Linked DNA regions of Homo sapiens: region 1 is linked to region 2. Evidence: chromatin contacts called from ENCODE Hi-C or POLR2A ChIA-PET data. All regions are on one chromosome and are shown on one strand. Each heading gives the region's core, a stretch centred on a gene start or an enhancer-like site at or near the end of the contact. The rest is flanking DNA. Distances are from core to core; before and after follow the strand shown. Region 1 holds the start of SYCN (syncollin). Region 2 holds the start of FBXO17 (F-box protein 17).

The links. A loop is a pair of places that touch in the nucleus more often than their neighbours do. ChIA-PET counts read pairs that join two places held with the same protein, here RNA polymerase II (POLR2A). Pooled maps may share reads with other maps.
Region 1: POLR2A ChIA-PET joins it to region 2 with 5 read pairs in Panc1. The contact joins the promoter of SYCN here to the promoter of FBXO17 in region 2. A Hi-C loop is called at or near these places in 1 of 168 maps with a recorded cell type or tissue (K562), 1 of 37 single-sample maps with no recorded cell type and 3 of 50 pooled maps. POLR2A ChIA-PET finds 5 or more read pairs at or near these places in 5 of 52 experiments (Caco-2, H1, HEK293 and 2 more).

Annotation. Positions count from the first base shown.
Region 1 is chr19:39,202,814-39,205,513 of GRCh38, forward strand. It overlaps SYCN (syncollin), which reads right to left and starts at 1,450. Exons shown (of 2, transcript NM_001080468.4): 1 at 1,047-1,450; 2 at 12-183. The coding sequence starts at 1,441. The coding sequence ends at 174.
Region 2 is chr19:38,974,412-38,977,241 of GRCh38, forward strand. FBXO17 (F-box protein 17) reads right to left here and starts at 1,331. Exons shown (of 6, transcript NM_024907.7): 1 at 1,175-1,331.

The DNA.
Region 1 (2,700 bases), core at 200-2,699, 230 kb after region 2:
AGCAGATGACAGACGGGGACAACTGCACAAAGGCTGTATTGCAGGGGAGGTGGGAGGGGGCAGGCAGAACGCTCCTCCTCCTGGGTCTTGGGGCCCCGGAGCAGAGCCCAGGGATGGGCTGAGTGAGGGGCTTGGCACTCTGTGGAAGCTGCAGATGAGAGACCAGCAATGCATCAGCTGCACCTGAAATGTAATCAAGAATTCCTTCCAGGGGCTCTCAGAGACCCAGAGTCTGGTGAGTTCTAGAAGCCTGAGACTGGGTGGGGGCTGGGGAGTCTGGGTCTGAGGCTCCAAGTTCAGGAACCAGGGATCCTAGCCTGGGAGTTTGGAGCTGGGGGCTCCTTGGAGCTCTTGGGGGACAGGAGTGGCTGGGGAGGGTTTGGGAGGGTGTCACCGCTGGATCTAGGTCCCAGGTCTGTGAGTGCAAGGTGGCCTCAGGGACCTCCAGGGTTGGGTCTTGGGGGTGGGCTGTGGGACTGATTTTAGGGCTGAGGCTGGTCTGGAGGGTCTAGGGGAGTGGAGAGCATGAAGGCTACACTGGGTGTTCCTATAATCGAGTCTGGAGTCTTGAGGTCTGGGTTAGTTTTGGAGTCTGGGAGCTTTGAGATGTGATGATCTGGGGAGTGGGGGCTGGCTTTGGTTCTGGGGACTCCAGGGTGAGGGGGTCTAGGAGCTCTCAGTCCCCAGAATTAGCCAGCCCTCTCTGGGAAGTACAGCTGTGGGCGGGTGGGTAGGCGGAAGATTCCAGAAGGTGGAGGGTTGGCTCTGAATCTCAGAGCTGGGGCGGAAATCTCCGTCCCAGGGGCCTGGGCTGCAGGTGGAGTGGGGACCGGGTGCTGGGGGTGAGGAGAAGGAGGACCTGGTTTGGGTGAGGACTCTGAGATGGGGGCCTCCAGGACTGGTTCTAGGGAGGCCTGGTGCTCCCTGTTACAGTCGGGAGCTCAGGGGTGTGGAGCAGCCTCGGGGCTTGGGTGGTGGGTGTGGGGGCTTATGCGGAGCTGGGGCCTGGGCCTGGGGTGGGCTCGGAGCTTTGGGCGGCCGGGCACCTGCAGTAGAGCGCGGAGATAGCGTTGGACCAGTCTCCTAAGATGCCCCGGCGGTACTCCTCCAGGCGCGGGTAGGTGCCGGCAGAGAACTTGTGCGTCTTGCCCGCCTTGCCTTGCCGGGACCACACGGTGAGCTCGCAGCGCGGGGCCACCACAAGTGAGGAGGCGGTGTTGGCCCAGTTGGAGGGCAGGTAGGGCAGGTCTGCGCCCGACTCCAGCGACAGCTCGGCGCCCCCGCAGCAGTTCTCATAGTAGGGGTCGCTCTTGTCATAGAGCTTGGCGCAAGTGCGCGTCCCGTCCGAGTGCTTGAGGTCGGCGGAGGCGGGGCAGGCGCCCTGGGCGCAAGGCACGGAGGCAAGGGCCAGGGCCAGCAGCAGCGGGCGCAGCGGGGACATGGTGGCAGTGCCCTGCCGCAGCCCCGCGCGCTTTTATGCGCCCGACCCGTGGGAAGGGACAAGCTGCGAGATAAGGACTCATCGAGGGAAGGGGAGGGCGCCCCTCCCTCAGGAGCCGGGAGACCTGCCTAACCTAGGTCGGAAGCCCACAACCCTGAGTACAAGGTGGACGCTGTGTATACAACTTAGCACCTTAAGATGTTAGGTGACCAACAACATTATAAAGAGAGACAATAGACAGAACTTGAGGAGGAGTCATTTGCAACACAGAGGGTGGCATAGGTTAATAGACAGAAATGGGAAGAGCTCTTAAAAATTGACAAGGGGCTTGCTGGTTGCTCACGCCTGTAATCCCAGCACTTTGGGAGGCCTAGACGGGTGGATCGCTTGGGCCCAGGAGTTTGAGACCAGTCTGGGCAACATAGCAAGATCCCATCCCTACTGAAAAATAAAATTAGCTCAGCGTGGTGGCATGGCCTGTAGTCCCATCTACTCACAAAGCAGAGGCGGAAGGATCGCTTGAGCCCGGGAGTTCGAGGCTGCAGTGAGCCGAGATCGTTTCACTGCACTCCAGCCTGGGCAACAAAGACAGGAAAAAAAAGATAAGGAATGGAACAACCCTTATTCTAAATAAGGAAAGACTGGGAGGGGGAGGCAGGAGTGGGAGGCTGGGGCCTCCTGGCTGGGCAGGCTCCCTCCCTGGGAGGCAGGACCTTGGGAAAGGAGAAGCTGGAGATAAGGATAGAGGCCCTCGTGGTGGGGCGGGGGGGGGCAGGTAGAGAAGGAGATGGGGAGGAGCCCAACGCCCCACCCCCCACCCCCACCAGGCTCAGACTGGGCAATCTTCCCAACCAAGGCTGGCAATCCAGAATCTGTGAAGTACAAGATAGCAGTATTTGCATAACACGTTAAAAACCTTTTGCAAGACAGTGTACAAAGGCTTGAGGAGATATTTGCAACATTTCAAAAGCATAGCATTGCAAGCTATAATATATAAAGAGTGCACACAGGTTGGGCGCGGTGACTCACGCCTGTAATCACAATACTTTGGGAGACTGAGGCAGGTGGATCATTTGAGGCCAGGAGTTCGAGACCAGCCTGGCCAACATGATGAAACCCCGTCTCTACTTAAAGTACAAAAATTAGCCAGGCGTGGTGGCACATGCCTGTAGTCCCAGCTACTCGGGAGGCTGAGGGATGAGAATCACTTGAACCCAGAAGGTGGAAGTTGCAGTGAGCCGAGATCGCGTCAAAAAAAA
Region 2 (2,830 bases), core at 81-2,580:
TAGCCAAGCCTTACAAAAAGAGAGTCAACAGATACTAGGTATATTTAATGGAACAATAAATACAAGTTAAAAAAATTATTTTATGTTAGAAAAGTAGCCAATAGAGAAGCCGAAAGTAATGTCCTGACTATACAGGGAGGTGATTATATAGGGAGGAGGAAAACCACGGAGATGATCAAAGTTGTCTCCTATTTTTAGCAAGGGATCCATGGACGCGTTGTCTAAAAGTTGATGAAATAAGAAATAACAATCCAAAAATATGCTGTAAAGATTTGGAAATAGATACCAGAGGAATAAAAAGTGGAAAAAGTTAAAAACGAGGCACCAGCGATCACGAGTTACTTCTTGCCATTTTTGAAAAGTAATGTAGTTAACAAAAAAATGTATTTGGCCGACAGGGGTTGGGGGCGGTGGTGAGGGAGAGGTTGTTGTTTAAAGGCGTGTTGTTTTCCATGCAAAGCTCTGTCCTGTCCTACGTGTCTGAGTGTCGTGTATTACTGGAACATTTTTAAAGAAGTATTATTTATTTTACAACTAGACTCCCATAATATTTGTCTTTCAAAATATGGAGTAAATAGACGCTGTCTAAAGTTGAAGAGGCAGTATACAGAGCTTTCGAACATATCACTGAACATTGCAAAAGTAACTTGGCAGAACAAAATTTAAATTGAGGGTTGGGGCCGCAGCGAAACACATAATGTGCCCAAGTTGCTAAATCGAGAAACCGCCCTCCAAGGCTTCTGATTCACAGATTCTGCGAAGGGACTGACGGCCAGAAGACAGAAAATCCAGCAACGGTAAAAAGCGGCCTGGCCTTCCCCGGGCTGTTGCGCCCACGTGTTGGTTTGCAGCGTTTGGCAGGGGTTTTGGATGGTGGCCTCCGCGGACGAGCGCAGGGATGGAGAGGCCTGGGCGTTCGAACACCCACGTTCAAAGCAAAGCCCTTCCAGATTTAGGGCTTTCTAACGTGCATTTGTATAACTTTGGGTTTAAAGGAGCCTCAGGCCGAGGGAGGGCCCGGGAAAGCGACGCTGCGGGTTATGGGACTCCCAGGGACCCGCCCCTCCGGGCAGGGCCTGGCGCGGGAATCCTTCCCGGGGCGCCCCAGCTGTGGGCGAGAACGGGACTGACGCTTGGGTCCCGACCTGGGTCCCCTACCTGTCCCGGCGCTCACCTGGCGGGCTGCTCGGAGGCGGCAGCGGCGGGCTAAGCTTCCCTTTCCCACTTTGTTCTGGGAGGCAGTCGAGGGGCTCCCCGTGATCGGCGTGGCCCAGGGGGCCCCGGGACCGGCGGTCTGGGCGGTCGGTCCTCTCCCGGGGCGTGGCGGCTGCAGCCCGGCGCCGGGGGCGGCGACTCTGAGATCCAGCGGGCGGGGGCGGGAGGCCGCCCCTCCTCCGGCTGCGGGGCCCAGCGGGAGCGAGGGCGGGCGGGCGGGGGAGCTTGGAGGGCTGCGTGCAGCGAGGGGGAGGCCCAGTTGCCGCGAGGCCAGCGGGGAGCGGGGCCAGCCCCGCGCCCCTAGGATCCGGGGCCCACCCCTGGGAGAGCCACCTCCTCTGGGTGTGCGAGTTCCACATCCCCAAGACGCCCCCGCGGGGGGACTGGTCCTAGCTCCCCACCCCCACCCAAATTCCGTTTCCTTCTGGTCCTGGCCTCCTGCTTGCGGCCGTCTCCACCCCTCACATCCATGGGATCCTGCACAGGTCCACGGTTGGTAAACCGCTTAGCTGTGAGCCCGACCCAGGGCCTGATTCGAAACACTTGGATCAAAGTCCCTGGCCACAGGGATTTTCTTGTATTTACGTTGCTTCCCAGGGCCAGATTCTCAGAAGCCCGGGGCTGATCTTAAATTAAATCCCTTCACCACACGCACTCTCTGTGGCAATGACAAACCTGTACCCTTCCACCTTAGGACTCCCCTGTCCTCCCCATCCCCCCAGCTATAGACAACTGAATTAATCCGGAGGTTCAGTTTCGGTCAGGCTGGGGCCGCGACCCATTTTCTCCCTTTACCTCTGCCCTTGGGTCTTTGCAGTCCCTTCTGATGGCCCTAGATTGCACCAGGGACCTCAAGGTGACTGATCTCAGACACCCCAGAGCTAGTTTTCTGGAAGCCAGGCCTCCCCCACGCTGGTAAATCATTCTCCAGGCCCACTGGCTCATATCTGCCACTGTGCTAAATGCTTTGTATGCATGACCTCCTCATGGACGCCTCTCCCGAGAAACTGAAGTCCAGAGATACCTGGTCTGTTGCACGTAGTCCAAGTCGCTAGCTTGGAGGGGTCACACAGCCAGAGAGCCTGGATTCCCTAAAGCCCCTTCCCCTAGAAACCTCAGCCAGGCCCCACAGCGCCATCGTGAGGACGGCGTGAGACTGCGTGTGCAGCGCGGAGCACAGTGCTGGACTCAGAGCCAACGCTAATTTGACTACTATTACATTATTTGTAACAACCGCCTTTGAAAGCATTTTCTGCTGTGGGTTGTAAAATTACTGTATTATTGGTAGAGTTTTTAGCACAGATCCACACGCAGTTCCTTATGTGAAAGGCGTAGGCCTAGGTTTGTTTTGCATTCCGGATTTTGGGGGGTTTATTTATTTTATTTTAGTTTTTTGAGACGGAGTCTCGCTCTGTTGCCCAGGCTGGAGTGCAGTGGCTAGATCTTGGCTCACTGCAAGCTCCACCTCCCGGGCTCAAGCAATTCTTGTGCCTCAGCCTCCCGAGTAGCTGGGATTACAGGAACGCGCCACCACGCCTGGCTAATTTTTGTATTTTTAGTAGAGAGGGGGTTTGGCCATGTTGGCCAGGCTGGTCTCGAACTCTTGACCTCAGGT